Regions from separate parts of the Homo sapiens genome. Here region 1 is linked to region 2. A link is a contact called in ENCODE Hi-C or POLR2A ChIA-PET data. All regions are on one chromosome and are shown on one strand. The core of a region is the stretch at or near the end of the contact, and the rest is flanking DNA. Distances in the headings are between cores, read along the strand shown. Region 1 holds the start of PATE4 (prostate and testis expressed 4). Region 2 holds the start of PATE1 (prostate and testis expressed 1).

Region 1 (6,080 bases), core at 2,555-5,054, 87 kb after region 2:
ACTTTGGGAGGCCGAGGTGGGTGGATCACCTGGGGTCAGGAGTTTGAGACAAGCCTGGCCAATGTGGCAAAACCCTGTCTGTATTAAAAATACAAAAATTAGCTGGGCATGGTGGCAGGCACCTATAATCTCAGCCACTCAGGAGGCTGAGGCAAGAAAATCTCCTGAACCCGGTGGGTGGAGGTTGCAGTGAGTCAAGATTGCACCACTTCACTCCAGCCTGGGCGAAAGAGCAAAACTCCATCTCAAAGAAAAAGAAAAAGAAAAAACAACCCTTGCCCAAGCCTTAAACTGGGGAAATTTTTTTCAGTATTGGAGTAAGCTGTATCAGTACACCTCATATTACATAAAACTCTCTGGAAACCTTTGAATTCTGAGATTCATATGTCATCCCATTTTATAAGTCATTGTCCTAATGACGAATAAACACTCTTTCACTTAGTATGTATAAGAAATTTCCAGGGAACCAGAAATCTGATAGTATTGCTGTATTAGGCCATTTTGCATTACTATAAAGAAATACTTGAGGCTAGTTAATTTATAAAGAAAAGAGGTTTTATTTTGGCTCATGGTTCTGCAGGCTGTAATGAAACATAGTGCCAGCATCCACTTCTGGAGAAGCCTCAGAAAGCTTACAATCATGGAAGAAGGCAAAGGGGGAGCCAGCACATCACAGGGCAAGAGAGGGAGCTGGAGAAAGGGAGGGGAGGTTCCAGGCTCTCTTAAACAACCGGGTCTCACATGAACTCATAGAGTAAGAATTCACTTATTTCCACAAGGTCAACATCAAGCCATTCATGAGGGATCCTCTCCCATGACCTAATGCCTCCTACCAGACCTAACCTCTAACATTGGGAATCACACTTCAACATGAGATTTGTAGGGGACAAATATCCAAACAATATCATTCTGTCCCTGGCCCCTCAAATCTCATGTCCTTCTCACATTGCAAAATACAATCATCTATTCCCAACAGTTTCCCAAAGTCTTAATTTTTCCAGCATCACTCAAAAATGTAAAGTCCAAAGTTTCATCTGATTCTCAAAGCAATTTCCTTCAATCTATGAGTTTATAAAATCAAACACAAGCTATTTACTTCCAAGATACAATGGTGGTACAGGCATTGAGTAAACATTCCCATTCCAAAAGGGAAAAACCAGCCAAAAGAAAAGGACAAGAGGCCCATCCAAGTCTGAAATCCAGCAAGGCAGTCATTAAATTTAAAAGTTCCAGAATAATTTCCTTTGGCTCCATGTCCCATATCCTGGGCATACTGATGTGAGAGGTGGGTTTGAGGCCTTGGGAAGATCTGCCCCTGTGGTTTTGCAAGGTGCAGCCTCTATGGCTATTCTCACAGATTGGAGTTGAGTAGCTGTGGCTTTTCCAGGCTCAAGGTGCAAGCTGCCAGTGGCTCTACCATTCTGGGGTCTGGAGGGTGGTGGCCCCTTTCCACAGCTCCACTAGGCTGCTCTCCAGTCGAGACTCTTGTGGGGGCTCCAATACCACATTTTCCCTTGGCACTGTCCTCGTAGATCCTCTCTGTGGGGGCTGTACCCTTGAAGCAGGCTTCTTCCTGAGCACCCAGACTTTTCCATACATCCTCTGTAATTGAGGTGGAAGCTGCCAAGCCTCCTTCACTCTTGCATTCTGCACACCTGCAGGCTTAGCACCATGTGGAAGCTGCCAAAGCTTATAGCTTGAACCTTTCAGAGCAATGGCCCAAGCTGTACCAGAGCCCCTTTGAGATGAAGCTGGAGCTGGAGTGGCCAGGATGTGAAAGCAGTGTCCCAAGGCTGCACAGGGCAGAAGGGCCCTGGGCCTGGCCCCTGAAAACATTCTTTCCTCCTAGGCCTCTGAGCTTGTGATAAGAGGGGCTGCCTTGAAGATTTCTGAAATGTCTTCATGGCCTTTTTCCCATTGTCTTGGATATTATTAGCCGAGAGCTGTTATCCAATAATATATTATTACATAATAATAGCTATTATTGGATAACAGCTCTTGGCTCCCTTTTAGTCATGCAAATATATCTAGCAAGTAGTTCCTCCATAGGCCACTGGAATTCCTCTCCTGAAAACATTCATTCCTTCTCTGCCACATAAGAATTTTCCAAATTTTTATGCTCTACTTATCATTTTTTTGTTTTGTTTTGTTTTGTTTTTTGACAGAGTCTCACTCTGTCACCAGGCTGGAGTGCAGTGGTGTGATCTCAGCTCACTGCAACCTCCAACTCCTGGGTTCAAGTGATTATCCTGCCTCAGCCTCCCGAGTAGCTGGGACTACAGGTGTGCACCACACCCAGCTAATTTTTGTATTTTTAGTAGAGATGGGGTTTCACTATGTTGGCCAGAATGGTCTCAATCTCTTGACCTCATGATCCGCCCTCCTTGGCCTCCCAAAGTGCTGGGATTACAGGCTTGAGCCACTGTGCCCAGCCTCTACTTATCTTTTAAATGTAAGTTCCAACTTTAAGTTATTTCTTTCCTCCCATACATAATTGTGGGCTGTTAGAAGCAGCCATATCACATCCTGAACACTGTACTGCTTAGAAATGTCTTCTGCCAGATACCCTAGGTCATCATTCTTAAGTTCAGTCTTCCACAAATTCCCAGGCCGTGGACACAATGCAGCCAAGCTCTTTGCTAAGGCATAGCAATGGTGACCTTTGCTCCAGTTCCAAAGAGCTTCCTCATTTTTATCTGAGAACTCCTCAGCCTGGCCTTTGCTATCCATATTTCTATCAGTATTTTGGTCACAACCACGTAACAAGTTTCTAAGAAATTCCAACATTCCCCCATTTTCCTGTCTTCTAAGCCCTCTAAATTCTTCCAACCTCTGCCCATTACCCAGTTCCCAAGCTTCTTCAACATTTTCAGGTATCTTTATAGCAACACCCCACTTCTCAGTATCGATTTTCTGTTAGTGCATTTTTGCATCGCTATAAAGATATACCAGAGACTAGGTAATTTGTAAAGAAGAGAGATTTAATTAGCTCACAGTTCTGCAGGCTGTACAGGAGGCATGGTGCTGGCATCTGCTCCTGGTGAGGGCCTCAGGGAGCTTGCAATCATGGTGGAAGGCAAAAAAGGAGTTGGTGTATTACATGGCAAGAATGAGAGCAAGAGAGAGAAGGGAACAACAGAGAGAAGGGAAGGGGAGGTTCCACACTCTTTTAAACAACCAGCTCTCGCTTGAACTACCAGAGCAAGAACTCACTCATTACAATGAGGATGGCACCAAGCAATTCATGAGGGATCTGCCCCCATGACTCAAACAGCTCCCACCATGCCCCACCTCCAACTTTATGGATTACATTTCAACATGAGATTTGGAGGGGACAATCAAACCGTAACAATCACACACACACACACACGCAGACACATAGAGAAAAAAGGGTGAGTAGCGACTGTAGTCCCAGCTACACTGGAGGTTGAAGCAGGAGGATCGTGTAAACCAAAAAGTTTGAGGCTGCAATGAGCCCCTGCACTCCAGCCTGGGCAACAGAGTGAGACCCTGTCTCTTAAAAAAAAAAAGTGAGGAGAAGACAGATATGGGGCAGGGAAGGCAGAGGGAGGATGGAGAGTCAGGGGTGGAAATCTAATTCAACTTTAGCCAGAAGCATTCCCTGACACTGCTCACCAGCCTGCACTTTCCACATTAGTACAGATTTATGGCTCCTTAAGAGAAGGGAGTGGGGAAAGGACGGTTCTGCCTCATGCCTTTATCAGGGACTCCTCCCTCCTTTCTATTTACTGGCTGTGATCGAACATCTAAGCTTTATAAAGCAAGCTAGTGGCTGCCCTTTCCAATACCTCACTCAGCACACCGTCTGTCACCCAAACAAGCATCCAATGAGGAAAATGAACACACTGCTCCTTGTGAGCTTATCTTTTCTCTACCTCAAAGAGGGTAAGTTTGAACAATGGGGGTGGAGGGAGGCAACTTAGGGGTGCTGTTCTCTAAACCTCTACTCTCCAAGTCTCACTCACATGCTCCAGCTGAGACCCAAAGACTCAGTACAATCTGAGTTTCAGGATGTCAGAGAGATCATATATAACACACTAATCCGGAAGAAAATGTACTACTGATTGCAGGGAAACAGGACAATTTTCCAACTTCATATTAATTGACTTTTCATCCATACTTATCTCATTTTGGACCCTTTCTTTCTTAATATACTTTTCTCCTTTATTATCTCCTACACTCTCCTAGTTTTCCTTTCCTCTGGCTACTTCTCAGTGTATTTTGTAGGATTCTTTATTCTACCTGATCATTAAACACTGGGATACCTTAAGGCTTTATACTATCCACTCAGACCCTCCTCTATATCAACTTACCCACTTCCATGGCTTCAATTACAATCTATATGCTGAAAATGCCCAGTTTTATATCCTAGCCAGATTTCTATTCTGAGCTTCAGTCTTTCATCAACAAACACCTCCTACACTTGGAAGTCACCCTTGAAATCTCCCTCTCCCTTAACACTCACTAAAAATTAGTGAATGATTCCTATGCTTTCTACCTATTAAATGTGCTTCAAATATGATTATATTTCTACCTTATATTTCTATTTTGCTACCTTTTGACACTTAGTAAGAAATAATAAACCATAAAAGAATTATAAGAAAATGTGACATAATTTGTTTGTAAGCTTAGAAATGAGAAAGACCTTTCTAACTATGACTCAAAATCCAGAGCTCTTAAAAGAAAAACTGACAAATTTGACACATGAATATCAAAATATTCCTCATGGCAAAAATTAAAAATGCAACTCACATCAAACAAATGGCTAATATCCCTGATATGTAATGCCTCCTTTAAAAAAATCAAAAAGGAAAAGGCCAACAACCTAATAGAAAAATGGGCAAAGTATGTAGATAGTTCACACAAAAGAAAATGAAAATGGCTATTAAACATATAAAAAGTGCTCAATCTCACTCATACTAAGAAAAATGCAAATTAAAAGAACACTGATACACCATTTTTGACCTATCAGATTGTCAACATCCAGGAGTTTGATAAAATATTTGAGTATTAAAGTTGTGGTGAGACAAGAATTTTCCAAGCATTGATAGCAACAGAATAGTTACATCTCCTCTGGTGGGCAATTCAGCAATACCTATCAAAATTACAAAAGTGTTTACTTTTTATCCAGCAATTCTGCTTGCATGAAATTATCTTATAGATATACTCCCACACAAATGAAATATGTTCAGCATTATTTATTGCAGCAGATAATATCAAAAAGTGCAAATAACTTAAATTCTCATAAGAGACTGGTTAATTAAAGCATGGTACAGCACTACAGTGGAATACTATACACTTAGTATACATTATTCAAAAAATCAAAGTGCAGAGTATGCATAGTATACTACCAATTATGAAAAGGGGGTAAAAAGATACATGTGCATATTTATATTTGCTTGAATATACTGAAAATCAATCTAAAAGATATAAAAGAAATGAATAAAACTGGTTTCCTTTATTTGGCAGATGAAAACTGGATAACTAGCTGGCAAGAGTGGGAGATCAACTTTACACAACATTCTTTTTCTATTACTTACTATTTAGTCACATCAATGTATTACCTATTTTTAAATAATGCATTTTTAGAATGTTGAAATTGGAAATACTCAGGTTAAAGATCAAAGAGACAATTATTCGAAGAGCATTATCAGTGTACTGCGCAGCCTGCTCCCAACTCCTCTGAAAGAGAGAAGCCTCATGAAAGTTGCTTCAGGGAGAAATTGATAGTGTCCTCTGGTGTTTGGAAGGCACAGTGAGCTTGAGGAACCCAAAGGTGCGAGGGAGCCGGAGGGTACAGCCCTGAAATGGTGGAACTGAAAGACAGCTGAGTTGCATTACATACAAGCAGGGAGGATGTGCATACATTCCCCTGGATCTGATCTGGGCCATGCCATATCAAGCAAGTCAGGCTTGAGCTGTTTAAAGTTCTATCCAAGAGCGCTGTCTGGAGGAAAAAGGTATTCTAGCAAGGTGTGGGCCACTACCTTCTTACAGCTGAGAGAAAATATAACCACCAGCTGCAGGAAATACACCACTCACGATACAGCAGTGGACTT
Region 2 (6,486 bases), core at 1,302-3,801:
AGAAACTTTCTTGGATCTGCCCATCTTGTCTGAATATTTCCTCCATCTTTCATGTCCCTCAAGAGGATAGAATGACTCTGATTTCATCTAGTTTGAGTCACCCAAAGCTATGCTGTTCACTTGCCTGAGGGAAAAGGAACAGGCTATTCTGATCTGACCATTCCTTCAAAGCCTGCCAGAGAAGAACTGTCCCCTCTCTGCACACTACTAGTATAAGTCCTGTGGTATTAGGGAAACTCCAGGGGCCTGGCCACTGGTGCTGCAGTAGAACCATAACTGTGGTTCATCTGGTTTACCCACCTCCTCATATGTAAGGTCCGCCTAAGCTGAGATGTCTTTCCTCAAATCCTGGTACTCATCCTCATCACTAACCCAGTTAACATATTCAAAATGATTATTACATAAAAACATCTCAGTTACCAATGAAACTCAGGATGTGTTGCTGTATCCCCTGTGAAGCGTAGATTTATTTCTTTTAAAATTAATAACTGATTGGAAGGTGAATTTCCATTCAAAAATCATCATTTTTTTATTTGCAGGATAACATTGGAGATGCAAACTAAAAGTTCTCAGCTATAATCTAAACATCTTCTAATCGTACACACAGAGACATAACTAAGTACCTCATCACTCTCAGAGATGAGGTATAAGCCAGGGCTTACTCTTCTGGACTAACTGAATCTCCAGAACTCTGTGTTAGAGGGAGGGGATCGTGAATAAAGGGCTTTATAAACTTCCATAGGGTTCAAAACAATAGGGCGAAAGGGATTCCTGAATACTTTCTGGGCACAGGTCTGGAATTTATGACATAAGAAGAATTTGGTGGTGGGGGGTCCCTTAAGGCAAAAAGTAAAAGGATTAGAGTCACAAAGAAAAGGAGCAGAGTGAGGCTCAGTAAGAAAATCAGGTATTAGGGCCACAAGGCTAGGCAGTATTCATACATTTGAGGAGATGTTAGGGGTAAGTCGATAAAGGAGTTTAAATATAAGCAAGGAATACAGGTGGATCAGTACAAATCATTGGCTGGGAGAAGGAAATTTCTGCTGTAGGGGAAGTGGTATAATAATATTATAGAGGTGTAGTTAGGTAAGGAGACGTTTCCGACAGGGCAGAGGAAGAGAACATTTCCTCCTTTCTCATGGGTGCCATTAGGCAAATAATTATGGGGTTCCTGGAAGGAAAGGAGGGGAGATCTCAAAAGGCAAGAGAAAGGAATGTAAAGATGCAAGGGAAGATGCTAAATTTCAGGGAAATGAGAGGAAGGAAAGGAAGACTTCTGTCCGTGAATATGCTCAACACAAAAATCGATGCTGTCATGTGTGCGTGTGTGTGTGTGTGTGAATACGCATGTGCATATGTGTGCACAAGTGTGTATGTAGTACATTAATACTTCATGGTGTTATTTTAAAACTTCATCAGGGTAGTCAGTGCCAGGTCAGGAGTTAGTATATAACTCTCTTCCTCTGTGCATGGAAATGCCAGTTTGATCTTTTGGCATGTGATAATAACCTCCAAAATATCATGGATGCAAAAATCTTTTTTATACATTACTCTTGCTGTCCCCAACCACTTCAGCCAGCATCTTGCTTAGACCACCATCCCACTTGGCTGTAGACCTGCATTGTGCCCTGTTGCAACCTGCATCCTTCCAGTTGCTGCTCTTCTCATATAGAGAAGATGCTCCTAGCAATACACGCTTTGCCCTAAGCATGGGCACAAGCTCTTCTGTCAGTTCTCTACAATGACAATGAAGACTAAGCTGCAACGTTCATTACAATGCACTGAATGCATAGCAATAACTGAAGGAAATTAACAGAAAACTTAAAATGAGATACTAGATACGGCTGCTCTTAGAATCCACAGGTTCAATACCCTGGCCTGCCATCAAGTGAGAAGGATCAGCTTACCTCTCTCCAGATGAAGTAGTCTTAAATCTCTCTCTCCCAACTAAAGTCTAAGTTGCAGCCACCAGGAAGCCTCAAGAAAGGAAAACAGTTCCCTCCTCAGCTTACATCTTCTACCCTAGGGTCTGCTTCTTTCCAGGATGATTGACAGTGAGAAACTTTACTCTCCTCATGGGAACCCTCTGTCTGCCTCTGAGCCTAACCTTTCTGTGCCCTCTCTTCTCCATTCCTAGAGGTATGTATTTTTTAAGTCTGCGTTCAGCCTTCCTTTTGCCTTTCTGCATTCCAATGATTTATACTTATGTATTCTCTCAGCTTTAATGAATGTCTTGTTGTAGATGACTCTCAATTCTACCCATCCAGCCCAGCTTTATCCTTGCATTCTCTTACAGTACAGTATAGTGAAAAGACCATAGAACCTGGCATCAAAAATCCTGAGTGGTAGAACTGGAATAAATCAGACTCAGGATTGACCTGGCCATTACCTCTCCCCACCAAGTTGCAAGGAAGAGAAATAACAGAGTCATTGATTTCCCTAGGAGCAGGTTATGCCTTCCAAGAACTTCCACAGAGTCCCCACCCCTAACCCTTCGCAGGAAAGCCCAACCTTGCAGGTGTATAAATAGGCACTCTCGAAGCTTCGTGCTGTAGCCTGGCCCTCCCTCTTTCCAAAATGGACAAGTCCCTCTTGCTGGAACTCCCCATCCTGCTCTGCTGCTTTAGGGGTGAGTCCCTAGGGTTGACAGCTGGTAAGAGTCCTGAATTTAGGAACAGGTGAGAGCACCCATGACAGAGGCCTTCTCATGGGAGTCCTATGGCAACTGAAGCATGATGAGCTTCTGTTCTAATGTTATGCCTTCTACCAGGGGTATGTCATGTCCCCAGGACCTTAACTAAAGCTCTTCTCCCTTCCTTTATGGGGGGAAATAGGTAGATTAGAGAGGAATTGAGTGGATGTTCATAGAAGCTTTGAGATGGGGTTTGGAAAATGAGGTCTGCAGACAGTGTATCTCTTTTTTTTTCCAACAGCATTATCTGGATCACTTTCAATGAGAAATGATGCAGGTGAGTAGGAATAGATAAGTGGTATGAGAAGGGGAAGGTCTGAGGAGGAAAAGATGAGTGGGGTGAGGTGAGCACCAGGGGCCAAAAAAAACCAAAATACGAATAGACCTTGAGTTCCAACACGCAACAACCTCTTCCAGCAGGACAGAGCTGGCATGGGAGCTGATTTTAGGTTTGACAAAATAACATTAGCATCAACTGACAAGGTCAGGAGTGAGCGTCAGTGAAGGGCAAGGAAAAGGAAAAGGAGGAAGTGGAATGCTGGCTTTTCAGGTGTCGCTTGGCCAAATCTAAAGCGTGGCAACTTCAGGAATTTCAGGTTGTCCCCATTGTCAGATTCCAGGCACCCACAGGTAAGAGTGCCACACAGAGTCAATTAAAAAGAAGGGAATGAAGCAAAAAAGCAGGTGCACTTATCTTTCTCCTCCTGGTCTGTGCTGCATCCTATAGGAATGGGTAGATGAATCTGAGAAGCCCCGAAGAGGTGAAGAGATTTAGAAGGAGAGAAGAGGTGCAGAGATGCCCAGTAGGTGACTAGGCATTAGGGGGACAGAGTGGGCCTGGAATGGCTCCAGTTTAAGAGTGCAGGATGGACCCTGAAGGGCAGACTATAAGAACCCAATACAAGAGTAAATCTCAGGCACATTTCAGATGTGTTTTCTTTCTCTTGCCAGTACAGTCAATGAAATAGTTGCTGTGAAAAACAATTTTCCTGGTAAGTATGAAGAGGACCTGTCTGATCACCTCAGTCTTGATAATGTTTCACTTTTCCTTATTCCTCCACCTTTCTTTCCCCTCCCATTTTTCAGGCTAAAATTCCTGAGACCATAAACCTCAATCACTCTCTTGGCTTAGTGTATTTCCACAGAGGAAGAGGTTCACGCTTGATGGGCTCTGGCAAAGCCCTGTGGCTCTAGGCAGACTTCTAACCCAAAAGGGGAGAGGGGTTCTTTCCTGGTAGTGCCATCTTTTCTCACTTCTCTTTCCCCTCTCTCTGGCCAAGTGATAGAAATTGTTCAGTGTAGGATGTGCCACCTCCAGTTCCCAGGAGAAAAGTGCTCCAGAGGAAGAGGAATATGCACAGCAACAACAGAAGAGGCCTGCATGGTTGGAAGGATGTTCAAAAGTAAGTTGTGGGTTGGGGAAAAGAAGAACGGGCAGAGGACGTATACAGGGACGTATCAGCCACAGGGGAAAGGAGAGATCTTACTTTACTTTTACTATAGGCAGTCTCATACCTGGGATGGCTGATTCCTTCATCCCCATCATATGCCGTAATGAAAATTAGATGGAGGTGGTCACTAAGGAGGGTGGGGGCCTACAGCTAAGGGATTAGCATTTTGAGAAGCCTGAAGAAAACAGAGGAGAATAAATCAAGGTAAGAGAATAGGTGTAATCTATGCCCAATGGGTAACAGTGTGTTGTTGAGTTGTGGAGGGGGCTTTTGGTTCTTGTGCCTGTCTGGGCTTCCTTACGGATGGTTCTAAACTGTGGAAATAGAAGGGCCAGTGTCATCAGTAGACTCTGGCTGAATTGCCCTGGATGGTTAAGATGAGACATCATGATTTCTCTTTTTCCACCCTTTGTGCTAAATTATCTCTTGGCATTTATAACCCTCACTTGAACCAGTGTTAAGACTCTCAAGAGAAACACCCAGCTTTGGCAATCCCTGAATTACGGCTCTCCTTACTGCCCTACCCCAAATGATCATTTTAGACTGCTCCATCACTGCATTTCTTTTGGGAAGCCCCCAGCTTGCAACATCTTCCAGTTCTTTACATTTGAATAACGGAGCTTTGAACTACACAAGATTATTTCTATATGTTGGTGTGGTCTGGAGAAAAGTTTTTTAGCAGAACTTTCATGGCCAGGCTTCCTGATCTGTTTTTTCTCCCCTCCACAGGGGATGGTAATCCCTGGTTAACCTTCATGGGCTGCCTAAAGAACTGTGCTGATGTGAAAGGCATAAGGTGGAGTGTCTATTTGGTGAACTTCAGGTGCTGCAGGAGCCATGACCTGTGCAATGAAGACCTTTAGAAGTTAATGGTTCTTCTGTGACTCCAATTTCTGGGTGAGGTTGTTGCCTCAGCCTCTTCACAATGACTTTCTAAAAAAAATCACACACACACACACACACACTACAGAAGAGGATTGCAAACACATGGCTCCATCTTCTGCACACGAAAGGAAAGTCCCTCTCCTTTTCTACAGTCTCTGTCACGCCCCTTAAAATAAGTAAATAAATAACCTTGAGAGAAAGAACAAGATCAATATATCCTGCAGGTTGCTACAAACCCTTGTGCTTTCACTGTATAGCCAGTTCATTCAGAAAAGGAGGAAAGGGTAGTTTAATTTCAAAAAAGAATCCCTTCCTCTTTCCTCTGCTGCTTTCCTTCCTTCTGTGGCAGGGTATTTTAATATATTTTTCAAATTTTTTTCCTTTCTGTGTTATCCTTCTTATCCCACTCCAAAGAAAGCACATAACTGTGGCCTGAAGGGATGGGGAGTAGCAACATAAAAAGAAGTGGCTCAAGTCTTCTTGGAGTTTGTTCATGAATGCTGATCCCAGGGTGAGGAGAAGATTGGGACATAGAAAGGAAACTGCATCAGAAACATGAACAGAGAAAGATTGTCTGCCTTCTAGAATCAGATCTGTTTGGGGCTGGGGGTTGGAGAATAAAAGCAGGAGAAGTCTATGGGATTCTAGAAATAGTACCTGCATCCAGCTTCCCTGCCAAACTCACAAGGAGACATCAACCTCTAGACAGGGAACAGCTTCAGGATACTTCCAGGAGACAGAGCCACCAGCAGCAAAACAAATATTCCCATGCCTGGAGCATGGCATAGAGGAAGCTGAGAAATGTGGGGTCTGAGGAAGCCATTTGAGTCTGGCCACTAGACATCTCATCAGCCACTTGTGTGAAGAGATGCCCCATGACCCCAGATGCCTCTCCCACCCTTACCTCCATCTCACACACTTGAGCTTGCCACTCTGTATAATTCTAACATCCTGGAGAAAAATGGCAGTTTGACCGAACCTGTTCACAAGGGTAGAGGCTGATTTCTAACGAAACTTGTAGAATGAAGCCTGGAAAGAGTGATGAATTATATTATATTATATAAAAATAATAATAAAAATATAAAGAAAGCTACCTTTCTTCTATACCCAAATTGTGTGTCCTTCTTTCTCTCTCCTCCAACCTCTTCCTAATTCCTTTAACAAACATGTATTCAAAACATACTATGTTCCAGGTACTGCTAGACCCTAGTATGTACACAGCATCATAATCCCTATCCTCATGGAGCTTAGACTAATGGGAGAGACAGATCTTAAGTAAATAATAATAATAGCTTCCACTTATATGACAATTACTATATGAGAGGCACTGCTATAAACACTTTTTATTTTCTGACTCATTTACCCTTCACACAAACCTGAAAGTCATACTACTCCCCATGTGGGTCAGTCAGAAACCAAAAACAGCACCAGTTATTTTTACAGAGACTGTAAAATTAA

Evidence for each region. A loop is a pair of places that touch in the nucleus more often than their neighbours do. ChIA-PET counts read pairs that join two places held with the same protein, here RNA polymerase II (POLR2A).
Region 1: a map of endothelial cell of hepatic sinusoid shows a loop between it and region 2 (3-fold over the local background). The contact joins the promoter of PATE4 here to the promoter of PATE1 in region 2. A Hi-C loop is called at or near these places in 1 of 168 maps with a recorded cell type or tissue (endothelial cell of hepatic sinusoid). POLR2A ChIA-PET finds 5 or more read pairs at or near these places in 1 of 52 experiments (H1).

What each region holds. Positions count from the first base shown.
Region 1 is chr11:125,829,512-125,835,591 of GRCh38, forward strand. PATE4 (prostate and testis expressed 4) reads left to right here and starts at 3,805. Exons shown (of 3, transcript NM_001144874.1): 1 at 3,805-3,906. The coding sequence starts at 3,849.
Region 2 is chr11:125,743,728-125,750,213 of GRCh38, forward strand. PATE1 (prostate and testis expressed 1) reads left to right here and starts at 2,552. Exons shown (of 5, transcript NM_138294.3): 1 at 2,552-2,629; 2 at 2,934-2,969; 3 at 3,649-3,684; 4 at 3,973-4,095; 5 at 4,873-6,140. The coding sequence starts at 2,578. The coding sequence ends at 5,006.